Regions from separate parts of the Homo sapiens genome. Here region 1 is linked to region 2. A link is an interaction called in ENCODE POLR2A ChIA-PET data of the cell type or tissue named here. Cell type or tissue: OCI-LY7. All regions are shown on one strand. Region 1 holds the start of ITGB3 (integrin subunit beta 3). Region 2 overlaps KPNB1 (karyopherin subunit beta 1).

Region 1 (8,000 bases), 420 kb before region 2:
CTCTGTCTCTACAAAGAATTTAAAAATTATCTGGATGTGGTGGTGTGTGCCTATAGTCCTAGATACTGAGGAGGCTGGAGTAGGAGGATTGCTTTAGCCCAGGAGTTCAAGGCTACAATCAGCTATGATCATGTCACTGCACTCTAGCCTGGGCAACAGAGCAAGATCCTGTGTCAAAAATGAAATGAAATGAAATAAAATAAAATAAAATAAAATAAAATAAATTGGGGTCATATCACCTAGAGAACATAAATCTTAGAAAGGATTTGAAAACTGTCTCCAAATAGATAGACGACATCTAGATGATGTTGAATAGAGTAGCTAGAGAAAAACCTGGGACAATTTGAGCAGCATAATAATGATAGTACTGGATTATCAGTCCTGCAATAAAATAAATATCTGTGAGTTTATACTGACATAAATAAACAAATTTTAAAGTGGAAGAGAAGGGACAGCTCTTCTTTACTGTTGAATGTTAATTAATAACTGTATAAGAAAAAGGAAAATAGAAAATCACTGTGAATCAAATGCCACAGTAATAATTGTTGCAGTTAAGAATCATCAATGGATGATAAAATTAGTGGGTGAAATTATGAAACCATTATGATATTTGCATAAAATTAAAGTATCCTCCCATTAAATATGTATTGATTACAAAGAGAAAAATGGTAGCTTTTTTTTTGTATTTTTTTACTTTTTATTATCCATCTGCTAAGGCCCTGTCATTCACAGAAATGGTAGCTTTATAGTGAATAAACCTGGCAGACACCACCTTAACAATGTGATCAAAGTAATAAGCCATATCAACATCATATACTCCTTGATATGATGTACTGAGAAGGCACAACATCATTTTTGTGGTATTATTGTCCAAAATGAGAAAACAACAGACAAGCCCCAAATAAACAAAATACTACAAAAAACTGGCCTAGACTTTTCTTTTCTTTTTTTTTCTTTTTGAGATGGAGTCTTCCTCTGTCACCCAGGCTGGAGTGCAGCGGTGCAATCTCGGCTCACAGCAACCTCTGCCTCCCAGGTTCAAGTGATTCTCCTGCCTCAGCCTCCCAAGTAGCTGGGACTACAGGCACGTACCACCATGCCCAGCTAATTTGTGTGTATGTGTGTGTATGACGGAGTCTTGCTCTGTCACCGAGGCTGATGTGCAGTGGTGTGATCTTGGCTCACTGCAACTCCGCCTCCCAGGTTCAAGCGATTCTCCTGTCTCAGCCTCCTAAGTAGCTGGGATTACAAGTGCCTGCCATGATGCCTGGCTAATTTTTTGTATTTTTGGTAGAGATAGGGTTTCACCATGTTGGCCAGGCTGACCTCAAACTCCTGACCTCAGGTGATCTGCCCATCTTGGCCTCCCAAAGTGCTGGGATTACAGGTATGAGCCACCACGCCTGGCCCTTTTTTGTATTTTTAGTAGGGATAGCGTTTCGCCATCTTGGCCAGGCTGGTCTTGAACTCCTGACCTCAAGTGATCCACCTGCCTTGGCCTCCCAAAGTGCTGGGATTATAGGCATTAGCTACCACACCCGGCTGGCCTAGACTTTTCAAAAGTGTCAAAGTGATGAATGAGAAAGACTGAGAAAATGTCACAGATTGAGGCCAACTAAGGAGACATGATGACTAAATACAATGGATTAGATCCTGGACCAGAAAAAGAACATTAATGGGAAAAAAAATGGTAAAATTCAAATTCTGTAGCTAGATGAATTGATAGTATTATATCGATGTTAATTTCCTGTGTTTGATAATTATGATGTAGAAATGTAAGATGTGAACGTTAGGGGAAGCTGGGTGAAGGACATAAGAAAACTCTCTTTAGTATTTTGTAACTCTTCTGTAAGTATTAATGATTTCAAAATAAAAAGTTAGGGAAAAAAATCCAGGAGGAGAAGAAAGAGAAACAAGAATATAAAGGATGGCAGACTTCTCACCAGAGATGATGGAGACAGCAAACAGCAGACCATCTTTAATGTACTTGAAGAGACAAGTCTCAATCAATTTAGAAGTTTATTTGGCCAAGGTTAAGCACATGCCCATGACATAGCCTCAGGAAGTCCTGAAGACACGTGCCCAAGGTGGTCAGGCTACAGCTCAGTTTTATACATTTTAGGGAGACAAAAGACATCAATCAATACATGTACATTGAACATTGGTTCAGTCCAGAAAGGCAGGACATCTGACACAGGGACTTCCAGGTTAGAGACGGATTCAAAGATTTTTTCATTGGCAATTGGTTGTAAGTGTTATTATCTAAAGACCTAGAACCAACAGAAAGGAATGTCTGAGTTAGGATAAAGGGTTGTGGAGACCAAACTTTTATCATGCAGATGAAGCCAGAGGCTTCAGACAGAATAGACTGTTAATGTTTCTTATCAGACTTAGAGAGTCTATTCTATCAGCCTTAAGGTCTTTGTGTTGATGCTAATGCTGGTCAGCTGTGAGGCATATTCAACCACCACCCCCCCTCCACCTTCCCCAAACCTGCTTCACATCATGGTCTGAACTAGTTTTTCAGATTAACTTTGGAATGCCCTTGGCTGAGAGGAAGGGTTAGTTCAGACAGTTGTGGGGGGGCTTATAATGTTATTTTTAGTTTACAGGTTCTTACAATTTACATAGAATTGTTCAATATTAATTCAACATAGGCTACTGTATGATAAGTTAAGGAGGAATATTGTAATACCTAGAGCAAACACACACACACACACACACACACACACACACACATGCAAACGAGGTGTAGCTAGGAAGCCAGTAGAGAAAAAAAAATTATCCCAAAAGAAAGCAGAAAAAGAGAAACAGAGAAACCAGCCAAAAAGATAGAACGAATAACAAGATAGTAAATGTAAACACAACCATCAATTACTATACTAAATGTGAATGGACTAGCTCCTTTGCCTTCCCTGGGGCTGGGAGTGCAGGATGGACTCACTTGCACAATTATGTCATGTTTGCTAGGGCTTGGGCTAGGGTTGTGGACTTAGCATACTTGCTGAGGCCAGTGCCCACCCCAAGTGGTTGCTGACAGCAGGGATAGGCTAAGGAGACACCTAAGTGGCTGGAGATTGGTTTTATATATATGGGAATGGAGCAGATAACTAAATACTTAGGCAGAGATGTAACCAGGCCATGTGACCTGAACTTTGCTCCAGGGCATTGACACTGCTGTTAAAATGCTTCTGGCCTAGAGGCCCTCTGCAGCCAGGGGAGGTAGATGGAGCTTCAGCCTGAAAACCCAGGTCAGAGGGCCCAAGTACCCTTTGCAGAGCTGGCTTTTCCCCTTGCAAATTGCTAGTGACGCTTCAGCTGATGTGTGTTACTATTAAGGTCCTAGTGTTTGGGAGGGTGGGGCAGGAGGTGGAGGATTGTCAGAAAAAAATTACATGGAAAAAGATGGCATCTGAGATGTTTTGAAAGATAAGTGGAATTTTCCAAGTGGAAAAAGGAAGGAAAATCAGTCAGATAGGAAGGCATGGAGCATTGGGGAATGACAAGTATCTTCTTGGACTAGGGTGGGAGATGGGCTGGAGAGATGGGTCAGGGCCAGTTGTCTGGCATCTTGTGTGTCTCAGAAGAGGGTGGGCACGCTGCGTAGGGAAGCCCAGGGCCACTCTGAAAGCCCTAAAGGGGAACTGATGCCTCTGGCCTTGTTTTTATCACCATCAGGACTACCCATTGAGGCAGGCTGCACTACCAGCTACTTCCTGGTGCCCTCTTGCTCATAGCCATAGTATTTTGCCTCTCTGAGCTTCCAGAGGTTTTAAGTCTGGGGAAGACCCAGGGACTCAAAGAAAGATTGGGGTGGGAGATAAGGGGCCACAGTTTGGGGGAGTCAGGCAGGAGGCCTTTGAGGAAAATAGATAAAGTCCCAAAGCCTGTGAGTGTGAATTTGGAGGCAATATGCTGTGTTCTGAAACGTTTTCAGACACTGGCTAGGTGCAAGCAAGTGTTTGTAGGGCGAGGCTCTTCATGGACCTATCACTGCTTACGCAAGCTTGGGATGTGGTCTTGCCCTCAACAGGTAGGTAGTCTACCGGAAAACCAAACTAAGGCAAGAAAAAAATTAGTGAATAATAAAGGACTGAACCGGTTCAGAGAAGGCATTCAGCAGATGTTTGCCAGTCAAATGAATTAAAGTGTGAATGAATGAAACTCGAGGTAGTGGGTGAATGTGTCCCAAGAATCCAGCGAAACAGGGTCTCCCAGGAGGCGGGACTGGAAGGGTCCGGAGAGGGGCCACAGGCTCCTGGCCTTTCTAAGCACACCAAGTGCCCAGTCGCGGACCCCCGGGACCAGGATGCGCTGACGACCCGGCTGGCAGGCGGGTCCTCGTGGGCGAGGCGAGGGAGGCGGCGAGAGAGGAGCAATAGTTTCCCACCGCTCCCTCTCAGGCGCAGGGTCTAGAGAAGCGCGAGGGGATCTAGAGAAGCCGGAGGGGAGGAAGCGCGAGTCCGCGGCCCGCCCCGTTGCGTCCCACCCACCGCGTCCCCTCCCCTCCCCTCCCGCTGCGGGAAAAGCGGCCGCGGGCGGCGGCGCCCACTGTGGGGCGGGCGGAGCGCCGCGGGAGGCGGACGAGATGCGAGCGCGGCCGCGGCCCCGGCCGCTCTGGGCGACTGTGCTGGCGCTGGGGGCGCTGGCGGGCGTTGGCGTAGGAGGTGAGTGAGGCTCCGGCTCGGCAGCGTCGCAGCTGCCCCAGGATCTGCGCCCCGGTCAAGTTGCGGACTTGGAGCCGGCAAACGCGGAGGGCTGGTCCCGCGCGTCTGCGCTGGGAATGCGCGTGTCCTGGCTGGCGCGGTCGGAGCCGGGAGCTGGGGACCTTCCTGGCCCGGCGGTGGCGGGGCTGAGAGGTGCCTGGTGCCTGGGAGCGGGTCCTCCGAGACGCCGAAGCCATCAGCCAGGCTGAGCGCCTTCCCGGCCGCCGCGGCGCGCACGGTGCGGTGGGCGCATCTCTGAGCCCCGCGCTCACCCGGGGCTGCGCGCGTCGCGGGTGGTCCTGGTCGGGCCAAGGACGACTGGCCCAGGAGCCAAGGCGAGGTGGGGCTTCCGGGGGTTGTTCCCGCGCCTTGGCAGAGGGATGCCGCTGTAGCTTCCTGGGTGAGAGCGTGCGCGCGCGCGGGTTTGCCAGTTTCCCCACATTTCCAATTTCTCCTGTTACGCTTTCTCCAGAAGGTTTTTTCTTTTCCTTTTTTCTTTCTTTCTTTCTTTTTTTTACCTTCAACTTGGCTTCCTGCGGGGTTGTTTTGGAGCAGGATGAGGGCTTTGCCTCCTCCAGTGTCCCCAGGTGGCAGCGGTGCCTCTGCTCCCAGGGCAGACCCTGCACCCGAAAAATCTCTAGTGTATTCGGGGAGCCATGAAAAGGCTCCCTTGGGCCGGTGGGATCCTTGGCTTTGTCTCTGGCTGCTGCGCACACCGTCAGCCGTCAGGGCAATTGGCATTCGGCCTCTTTGGTACTGGGGACACAGGTGGAGGGATGGAGCGGGCACAGCCCGGGGTTGCTGCCCGTGGTCCTCTCTGAGTCCTTGGTGATTTTGCCTGGGCTGGAGAGAAACCCTGGCTCCTGGTCTGCTGGGGCCGCCTCTGCCTCAGAGGATGACACAAGAGTGCATGTAAGTATTTTTAATAAAAACTGTAGTACTCGTAAAACAATCTACACCCTGCAGAAGGGATTTGTTATTTTATTTTATTATTTATTTATTTATTTATTTATTTTTGAGACGGAGTCTTGCTCTGTCGCCCAGGCTGGAGTGCAGTGGTGGGTTCTCGGCTCACTGCAACTTCTGCCTCCTGGGTTTAAGCGATTCTTCTGGCTCAGCCTCCCGAGTAGCTGGGATTACAGGCGCCTGCCACCACGGCCGGCTAATTTTTGTATTTTTAGTAGAGACGCGGTTTCACCATGTTGGCCAGGCTGGTCTGGAGCTCCTGGCCTCAAGTGATCCGCCCACCTCAGCCTCCCAAAGTGCTGGGAATACAGGCGTGAGCCACCGCACCTGGCCAGGATTTATTTTAAAAAGGGAAGATTTGTTGATAAATTCACTTCAAAGATAAACTATTCGAAAATACTTTAGTGATTCCCGTCAAGACTCTTCTGTGTATGTATAGACGTATAACTCATTCTGGACAGGGCAAGGATATCTTTTTTTGTTTGTTTGTTTGTTTTGAGATGGACTCTCGCTGTCGCCAGGCTAGAGTGCAGTGGCGCGATTTCAGCTCACTGCAACCTCCGCTTCCCGGGTTCAAGGGATTCTCCTGCCTCAGCCTCCCGAGTAGCTGGGATTACAGGCACGCACCACCACGCCCTACTAATTTTTGTATTTTTAGTAGAGACGGGATTTCCCCATGTTGGCCAGGATGATCTCGATCTCTTGACCCCGTGATCAGCCTGCCTTGGCCTCCCAAAGTGCTGGGATTACAGGCGTGAGCCACCGCACCCGGCCAAGGGTATCTTGAAGGAGGGATTACAGTTGATATGTAGAGGAATATTGCAGTGGTTATTGCTGCATTTCCTATGTGACTGGGACTAAAACAGATCAGCTGATAGTGTTAGCGTGCAGTGAGCAGTCTGATGACTATGACACAGAAATAAGAATCTCCAGCATTCTGCCCTGGGACATGTGGAGCCTTGGGTCAGATGCTGCTGGCTATTGATGCCGGGAATGGAGAAATCCACCAGGGCAACTCAGTAAAAATAAATAAATAAATAAATAAATAAATACATAATTAAAAAAAGGGTATCCTTGTCCTGTCCAGGATGAGATGCTTGCTTCCATGCACTTACGACAATTTTTGCTGTCATTAAAAAATTTTCACATTCACAGTCTTCTAAATTCACTTTGGAGTGTATTGGATTCCACTGCATTGACATACGTAAGTTTGCATTAAAAGATCCTTTAAGATATCTGGTCAGGCACGGTGGCTCACGCCTGTAATCCCAGCACTTTGGGAAGTGGAGGTAGAAGGATTGCTTGAGCCCAGGAGTTCGAGACCAGCTTGGGCAACATAGTGAGACCTAATCTCTACTAAAAATTAAAAAAAAATCCTTAGGCGATCTGTTCACAGATTAATCTTGTGATTGGGGCGATTCCAGAAGTGGTAATGGGTTGTGCTGAGCTAGCCCCACACTCTCTCTGAGAAGCAGTGTACAGTAGTGTTTAAGGGCAGGGGCTCTAAAGTCAGACTTCCAGAGTAATACCCCCCCCCCCAACCTCACAAATCAGTTTCTACTATATTTATATCTGCCATCCCAGTGTTGGTGGTAGGGTCTTCAGATCCCTGGGGAAGCAGATGGTGGGATGAGAGTAGGAGAGTTGTGTTGGGACTCCAAGTGTTGAAGGGGCACAGAAAGAGCTGAGTGGCACAGAGAGGTTGTCCCAGAGTAGCGGAGTCTGCTTTGGGGAGAAGAGAGATTGACTGAGGATAGCATCAAGTTTTTCATTTTATGTACAAAGATGATCTTTTTAGCTTCACCCAGGAAGTATGGGTTTTGTGTCTTCCTCGTGTTTAGGTTTTTATTCTGACCTAATTAGGTCTAAGCTGAGGTGCTTATTTCTCTTCTGGAGTTTATATCCTAGAAGCTCTCCAATCGAAGCCCTCTGCAGGTATCCTCAGGTCCTGGAGAAACACAGCAGGAAGGCTTGTTGGCTTCGGAAAGGGAGGGCTATGGTTTAAAGCCAGTAAGATGTGGGTTTGATTCTTGACTTTGTCTCCTGTAGGCTGTGTGGCCTTAAATAAGTTACCTAATCTCTTGAGTCCTCAGTTTCCTCATTTGTAAGGCAGAGGAAACAATGCCTATGATTATGCTGATTAAATGAAACAGAGGCACAAAATAAGTGTTTAATGAATGACAACTACTATTGTCATTATTCTTCCTATCCATGCTATCTGCCATGTATTGGAGGCAAAAGCTGTTACTACTTCATGCATATGCGCTATGCAGGCTTCCAGAATGAAACTGATGGGGTCCCTTTCCCCCACATATGTGAGAGGGGGTC
Region 2 (8,000 bases):
TTAGGGAAGATTATTAAATGGTCCCAGCAAAAGTGGAAGGTTTTCATGTAGAGTATGTTTTCTTATTTTCTTTGTAGTCACATATCCAGAGCACATCCGATAGAATCCAGTTCAATGACCTTCAGTCTTTACTCTGTGCAACTCTTCAGGTATGGTGGTGCCTTATGACTTAATAACTCCAGGTTGGAGAATTATTAGTATCTCAGTATAACAAGTTCGTGTACACACAGAACTCGAAAATGGTATAGATGATGCGGATCAGAAGCTGTTCTCAGAAGGCTTTGGTCTGTGATTGGTTGATTGGGAGAGGAATTCCCCACCTGCCTTACCTGTCTGTCTAGAAAGATTCAAATCCTACTTATTTACAGATGGTCTAGATGTAATCTTGATAAAATCAAACCAACTTGACTTCTCCTAATTCAACATACACTCCTCAGACCTCTCTTCCTCACTCGTTTGTTTCAACTAATGTCACTGTGTAGAGAAGGAAACTACTTAATGTGTGATGGTTCCTTCCAGATGTATAGCTCATTTGTGTTGGCAGCTTGAATGGTTTTGGTTTTTTTATTTTGAAAACCAAAAAACTCTTGGTTTTTCATTAGGTTATTCAAGCCTAGCTCAGTCAGATTTGGTTCCCAGCTATAGTTCACTTGGCTAAAAATAAAGCCTTGAATTTGTACCGTCATCTTTTGAAACATTTGCTGTTTGACCTAATGTCAGTGACATTAGTTGAAACAAACGAGTGAGGAAGGAATGTTTGATGGGAGAAGTCAGGTTGGTTTGATTTTATCAAGTTTATTTCTAGGTCATCTGTAAATAGGTAGGATATAGGAAGGGTTGCTTTTTGTTTGTTTTATGAATAAGAGCTCTAAGGTGATAGGGCCTTCTCTAAAGCTGAAGTAATTTAACTATCATTCCAGTAAGACTGGACTATGGCGGCTACCAGCAGGGATTTGTCAGACAGTAAGACAAATGAAATTGAGAGGACATGACCTTCTGCACAACGGAGGATCAGCTCACGTTTGTTCTGAATTGAGAAACAGGAGAAATGTTAAAATGTATTGCTGATGATTGGTACTGTCAATGTTTTTGTGTATAAAATACATTTGGCATTCCCAAAATTAAAAAATATCAAGGGACTTAATTGATTTTAAAAAGAAAAGGTATAGTGTTCTGATTGGGAGATTTGGAATCAACTGATCTTGAACTCTTACTCATTTCACAGAATGTTCTTCGGAAAGTGCAACATCAAGATGCTTTGCAGATCTCTGATGTGGTTATGGCCTCCCTGTTAAGGATGTTCCAAAGCACAGCTGGGTCTGGGGGAGTACAAGAGGATGCCCTGATGGCAGTTAGCACACTGGTGGAAGGTCGGTGAGAAATACTGTCTGGTCAGGGAATGTCTTTGGAATGTAGGCATTTCAGTGGCCTTAAATAATTGTCACCCAGGCTGGAGTGCAGTGGCACGATCTTGGCGCACTGCAGCCTTGAAATCGTGGGCTCACATGATCCTTCCACTTCAGTGCCCCCACAGTAGCTGGGACTAACAGATGCACACCACCATGCCCAGCTAATTTTTATATTTTTGGTAGAGATGGAGTTTCGCCATGTTGCCCAGACTGGTCTTGAACTCCTGAGTCAAGTGATCCTCCTGCCTCAGCCTCCCAGAGTGCTAGGATTATAGATGTGAGCCACTGGGCCCAGCTTAATTTTGTTTGTGTGTGAAGATAGGGTCTCACTATATTGCTCAGGCTGGTCTCAAACTCCTGGGCCTCCTTGTCAGAGCATTAAAGAATTTTTGACTATAGAAAGCATAGTCCTTTTACTGGGGCATGAGTCACTTCAAAGTTAGATTGAACTTAAGTGCACACCACTTAAATTTGTATAACTGCCTTGTCAGTCCATTTAAATGGGGAGCCAGTTTGCAACGGAGATTGGCAGAGGTGTTGTTTTTTTTTTGTTTTTTTTTTTTGTTTGTTTTTTTTTTGAGACTTGTTCTGTTGCCCAGGATGGAGTGCAGTGGCACCATCTTGGCTCACCACAGCCTCCACCTCCCAGGTTCAAGCAATTCTCCTGCCTCAGCCTTCTGAGTAGCTGGGATTATAGGCATGAGCCACTGTGCCCTGCTAAAAGTTTCTATTTTCTTTCCTGGTACTTGTCATCACCTGGTTTGGTTTGTAGTGCTTTGGACTAAGATTGACACATCATGGTGCCTGGTATGGGATGAAATGAAACATTGAGCGAGTTCTAGGAATTGATTTTCTGATTTTTACATGTCTGACTGCAAAATTGGTTTGGGGAAGCCATATCTGACTTAAGACTCTTTGAAGGGGCATTACGAAGCACTTTAGGAATCTGATATGCCTTTTCAGGGGTGGCCTGTAAGTACATTGCTAAGGCCATTTACCTGAGGACCACTCTCCTGAGGACTAGACCTATTTTTGGCATAAACAGCCTATGTCCAACTGGTCTGTCAACATGTGACCACTCCTCTGAAAGGGCAAAGAAGTTAATTTTGGCTCCTGGAGTGGCTGATTTGGATCTGAAGCCCAGTGCTGCTTTTCCTGGCTGTGGCTTGTTTAGCCCTTGATGGAATTGCCTAAGGACCCTGTTTTGAAGCTGGCTTGCAGAAAGGACATGCTATTATCAGATGAGGAGGTGGACAAGAGTCAGTATTGCTGGTTCAGCCCATTTAAAATTAACCTTGACATTCCTTGAGGGTCATACCACTTGGTTGTATTAGTCAGAGTAAAGCCCTATTCTGTGGACAGTGGGCATTGTCTCTGTGGCGTATGAATTAGGGCCCTTCCAGCAGTAATAAATTTGGCTTATGCAAGCCTTTAATGTCTTCATGATGGAATCGGTAACTAAAGCACATTTCACCCAACCTGTTGAGTGGAGCGAGTACATTTTGGGAGAGGTAGGATGGGTTATTTCTGCCTGCCTCTGTGTTAACCCGTGGTGCTGTCATTGGCTAATAGCTTATTTCATTACAGTGTTGGGTGGTGAATTCCTCAAGTACATGGAGGCCTTTAAACCCTTCCTGGGCATTGGATTAAAAAATTATGCTGAATACCAGGTAGGATGTGCTTTTCAAAATAGTATGTTCCCATTTATATCTGACAGTCACTGTAGTGCACGCAAAACCAGGTTCTTATAGCTTAAGTAGTTTTTCCTGATACATTGTCCTAAAAGGCAAGCTACTTTATTCATTGCCTGAACGTTTGAACTGGAAGTAGTCCATGAAAAACAGGATATTAGATGTACCAGATAACGGTGGACAAGATATTAGATGTAACAGATAATGGTGGACAAGATGACTGTTTATTTGCTTAGACAGTACTAATGCAGGAGCAGCTATAAAGTTGAGCTATTAGCACCCTGGAGAGCAAGGCTTTTTTTTTTTTTTTTTTTTTAACTTTATCAGTGATCTCTCTCGGATAGTCTTTGTTCCCTGCCTGCCATGTTGGTTGTTGAAAAATTAATCTCGGCAGAGGGATTTAACTCTAGGTTCAAGTGATAAAAGCTCAGCAGCTAGTTAAAAATAATATCTTGCCCCAGCAGGCAGCCTTTTCTGTTAGAAGATTATTTCCTTGATTCTTGGCAGGTTTGTTTGGCAGCTGTGGGCTTAGTGGGAGACTTGTGCCGTGCCCTGCAATCCAACATCATACCTTTCTGTGACGAGGTGATGCAGCTGCTTCTGGAAAATTTGGGGGTGAGTATCTACACACAATCTAATTAACCAGTCTTCTTTGAAGAAAACAACAGTTGGAAAGATAGTTAAATATCGACCAGGCTGGGCGCAGTGGCCTGTAATCCCAGCATTTTGGGAGGCCGAGGCAGGCCAGGAGTTCGAGACCAACCTGGACAACATGGTGAAACCCCGTCTGTACTGTAGATACAAAAAAAATTAGCCGGGCGTGATGGCAGGCGCTTGTAATCCCAGCTACTCGGAAGGCTGAGGCAGGATAATCGCTTGTACCCGGGAGGTGGACGTTGCAGTGAGCCAAGATCACGCCATTGCACTCCAGCCTGGGCAAGAAGAGCCAAACTCCGTCTCAAAAAAAAAAAAAAAAAAAAAAAATCAGTGACAGGGAGCTGTAAGTTTCTAGAACATTGGCTTTGGGCTTATAAAGAGGGGAGTTGTTCATTTCACAGATGACTCTGAAGAAAGATTGTAAAGTTAAAGGAATGTGTGCTCTATTAGAGATTTTTAAAACAAAACAGTAAAATGCAAAGGAAAAGTAAATACAGTTGTTCCTTGACTTATGATGGAGTTAGGTCCCAATAAACACATTGTAAAGTGGAGAAATCATCAAACCATCATGAGCAGGGGACCATTTGTATATTATACCTCTCTCCAGAGATAGCCATCATTAATTATTGTACATGTGTGTTCTCAGACAAGTCACTTGATTCTTAAGTCAGTCTCCTCATGTGTAAAGTGGGAATACCAATACCTGGGCTAGCTTCTTAGAGTTGGTGTGAGGTGCAAATGGGAAAGGTTTTGTAAGCTATAAAGGACCATCCAAATATTTAAAATCAATAGTTGCTTGTTAGAAATGAAATTTTCATGAATCTTTGGACCAAACAAGTTTTGACTTAATTCACTTTTCCTTTTGTTCCTTGTCAGAATGAGAACGTCCACAGGTCTGTGAAGCCGCAGATTCTGTCAGTGTTTGGTGATATTGCCCTTGCTATTGGAGGAGAGTTTAAAAAATACTTAGAGGTTGTATTGAATACTCTTCAGCAGGCCTCCCAAGCCCAGGTGGACAAGGTAAGCTTAAAGCTATCTTGGCTGTTCTTTAAGTCTAGCTCTAATTGGAGGGACTATTGACAAACATGCAGCTAAAAGTGATCAGTGTGATGTAGGTTCTGTTCTTTGTGTCTTACAGTCAGACTATGACATGGTGGATTATCTGAATGAGCTAAGGGAAAGCTGCTTGGAAGCCTATACTGGAATCGTCCAGGGATTAAAGGGGGATCAGGAGAACGTACACCGTTGAGTATACAACCCAGTTCCCTTCGTCCGCTCGCCAATGTGCACTTAGCCAAGTGGGCTATGTCTGTCATTCTGTAGCTCGCTTGTGAACCTAGTGCCTGTTGCTTAAAAGGCTGGGAGAAGGGGGAGCAGTGCCCTAATGAAGAGAGTGGCTTGGGGAAAACTGTAGACTACTGTTTTTGCTCTGCTTCTTCTTTCTTTTTTTTGTTTTGAGACGGAGTCTCACTCTGTTGCCCAGGCTGGAGTGCAGTCGTGCAATCTCGGCTCACTGCAACCTCCACCTCCCAGGTTCAAGCAGTTCTCCTGCCTCAGCCTCCTGAGTAGCTGGAACTATACACATCTGCCACTATGCCTGGCTAATTTTTATATTTTTAGTAGAGGCAAGCTTTCACCTTGTTGGTCAGGCTGGTCTTGAACTCCTGATCTCAATTGATCCACCCGCCTTGGTCTCCCAAAGTGCTGGGATTACAGGCTTGAGCCACTGTGCCCAGCCTTTTAAATTTATTTTATTTTATTTTTATTTTTTGGAGACAGTCTCACTCTCACCCAAGCTGGAGTGCAGTGGAGCGATCACAGCTCACTGCAGTCTTCACTTCCTGGGTTCAAGTGATTCTTATGCCTCAGCTTCCTGAGTAGCTGGGACTACAGGCACACACCACCATGCCCAGCTATTTTTTTTTTTTTTGTATTTTAGTAGAGATGGGATTTCACCATGTTTTGCAGGCTGCTCTCGAACTCCTGAGCTCAGGCAATCTCCCACCTTGGGCTCCCAAAGTGATGGGATTTCAGGCGTGAGCCACTGCACCCAGCCCTCTGCTTCTTTTTCTCATATTTCTTGAGTATTACAAGGGATGGGATTCAGCAAAAATGTTGGGGGGAAGAAACCCAACATAAATGCTTCCTGTATCAACCATGAGTGGCAGGTCCCCTACCCCTTTCCCATCCCCACAAGCTAAATTGGAGGACTGGGGAGTCATAATTCCCGTTACGTGTTCTTGTTGCTGATTGGGGAAATTTTTTACTTCACCCCCCTTGGTATCATTAGCTCAGGAAAAAGTTAAATTTGTTTCTTCTATATTTGCCTATAGGAAGAGGAATATTTGTCTCTTCTGTCGACTTGAGGAACGACACATTAATCAAAGGAAGAATAATTTGATATAACTATATGCATCTAGTTATCCAGCTTGGACCTTGTATGATAGGGGTATAATAGTTGGAAATTTTGAAAAAGGATGTAGTCCTGCCATATGAGGGACAGCTGCATCAGACCTTCTCTCTCTTTTTTTTTTCTTTTTTTTTTGAGATGGAATCTTGCTCTGTCGCCTAGGCTGGAGCGCAGTGGCGCAATCTCGGCTCACTGCAAGCTCCGCCTCCTGGGTTCACGCCATTTTCCTACCTCAGCCTCCTGAGTAGCTGGGACTACAGGCGCCCGCCACCACGCCCGGCTAATTTTTTTGTATTTTTAGTAGAGACGGGGTTTCACCGAGTTAGCCAGGATGGTCTCGATCTTCTGACCTTGTGATCCACCCGCCTGGGCCTCCTAAAGTGCTGGGTTTACAGGCATGAGCCACCGCACCCGACCAATACCTTCTCTCTCTTTTATAGCGGATGTGATGCTGGTACAACCCAGAGTAGAATTTATTCTGTCTTTCATTGACCACATTGCTGGAGATGAGGATCACACAGATGGAGTAGTAGCTTGTGCTGCTGGACTAATAGGGTAAGTTATACCCTGCTTCTAAGAGCTGAATAGAACTTCTCACAGAAAATGAGAAAACATGGAGTAAGGAGTTTTGAGAGTATCGCGGATGGCAACAGTTCACTTTTTTGGCACAGAGATTTCTTTGCAGAACGCTTCATGTCCTGTTTTGAGTGTTCACATGATAGTTTATTCCAGACCCTCAAGGTGTCTGTATTACACCCCATTAAACTCTGATGTTGGTCAACAATTGCCTCTGTCTAGTGACCTCTACTGAGGGTTTTATTTATCTTTGAAATTTGCTAAGAAACCCATAGCACTGGTTTGGAAGGCTCAAAACATTATACTGGTATGGGGCTAGGAGCTCATTCTCAGCTGTGTTTGTTTTGCACAGGGACTTATGTACAGCATTTGGGAAGGATGTACTGAAATTAGTAGAAGCTAGGCCAATGATCCATGAATTGTTAACTGAAGGGCGGAGATCGAAGACTAACAAAGCAAAAACCCTTGCTACATGGGCAACAAAAGAACTGAGGAAACTGAAGAACCAAGCTTGGTAAGATCTTGCCTCCACTGTCCTCTTTCTTCTACTTCCTGGAGGAGGGGGGTATGTTTTCTTTAGGCCATTCTGGCAAGCACTGCCTTCTGGCATTTTTTTTGTTTGTACTTTTTCCCATGTAGGTGCTTCTGAGTCAGGCAGCCTCAGTTTTTCCTTGAGCCAAATGTTTGACTCCTCATAGTGATGGAGAGCAGAACTTTTAAAACTGGAATTCACTGAAATTCCCTGAGTATTTTGGGTCCTAATAAAATCATCAGTAATGCCATTTCCCCCTAATTCTCTTCTGTTTTCTATTCCTTTCCTCATGCCCTATTCTTTCTTTACAGCAGTGCTTTTAGACGTTGCCTAGCTCTAGAGAAGATTTCCAAAGTCAAATGTTTTTTTGTGTGTGTGTGTGTGTGTGTGTGTTTTCTTTTTGAGACAGAGTCTCACTGTCGCCCAGGCTGGAGTGCAATGGCACAATCTCGGTTCACTGCAACTGCTGCCTCCTGGGTTTGAGCAATTCTCCTGTCTCAGCCTCCCGAGTAGCTGGGATTACAGTCACATGCCACCACACCCGACTAATTTTCTTTTTTTCTTTTCTTTTCTTCTTCTTTTTTTTTTTTTTTTTCTTTTGGAGACAGTCTCGCTCTGTCGCCCAGGCTGGAGTGCAGTGGTGCGATCTCAGCTTATTGCAACCTCTGCCTCCCGGGTTCAAGCAGTTCTCTGCCTCAGCCTCCTGAGTAGCTAGGATTACAGGT

Evidence for each region. Peaks named below come from ENCODE experiments on the same cell type or tissue, not always from the same donor. Only the 100,000 strongest peaks of a DNase experiment are listed, where the experiment ranks them.
Region 1: POLR2A ChIA-PET joins it to region 2 with 11 read pairs; 3 of 35 experiments call an interaction of 5 or more read pairs at or near these places.

What each region holds. Positions count from the first base shown.
Region 1 is chr17:47,249,274-47,257,273 of GRCh38, forward strand. ITGB3 (integrin subunit beta 3) reads left to right here and starts at 4,554. Exons shown (of 15, transcript NM_000212.3): 1 at 4,554-4,667. The coding sequence starts at 4,589. RefSeq lists a silencer at 4,349-4,608. In OCI-LY7, a CTCF peak has its summit at 4,656; DNase peaks (open chromatin) are centred at 3,698, 4,658 and 4,998; H3K4me3 peaks cover 1,570 bases.
Region 2 is chr17:47,673,413-47,681,412 of GRCh38, forward strand. KPNB1 (karyopherin subunit beta 1) reads left to right here. Exons shown (of 22, transcript NM_002265.6): 14 at 78-149; 15 at 1,226-1,370; 16 at 2,997-3,079; 17 at 3,608-3,715; 18 at 4,634-4,777; 19 at 4,896-5,001; 20 at 6,608-6,722; 21 at 7,096-7,257. Among named protein-coding and RNA genes, the nearest start is that of TBKBP1, 17 kb to the right of the region's middle. In OCI-LY7, no CTCF peak of the experiment used is centred here; no DNase peak of the experiment used is centred here.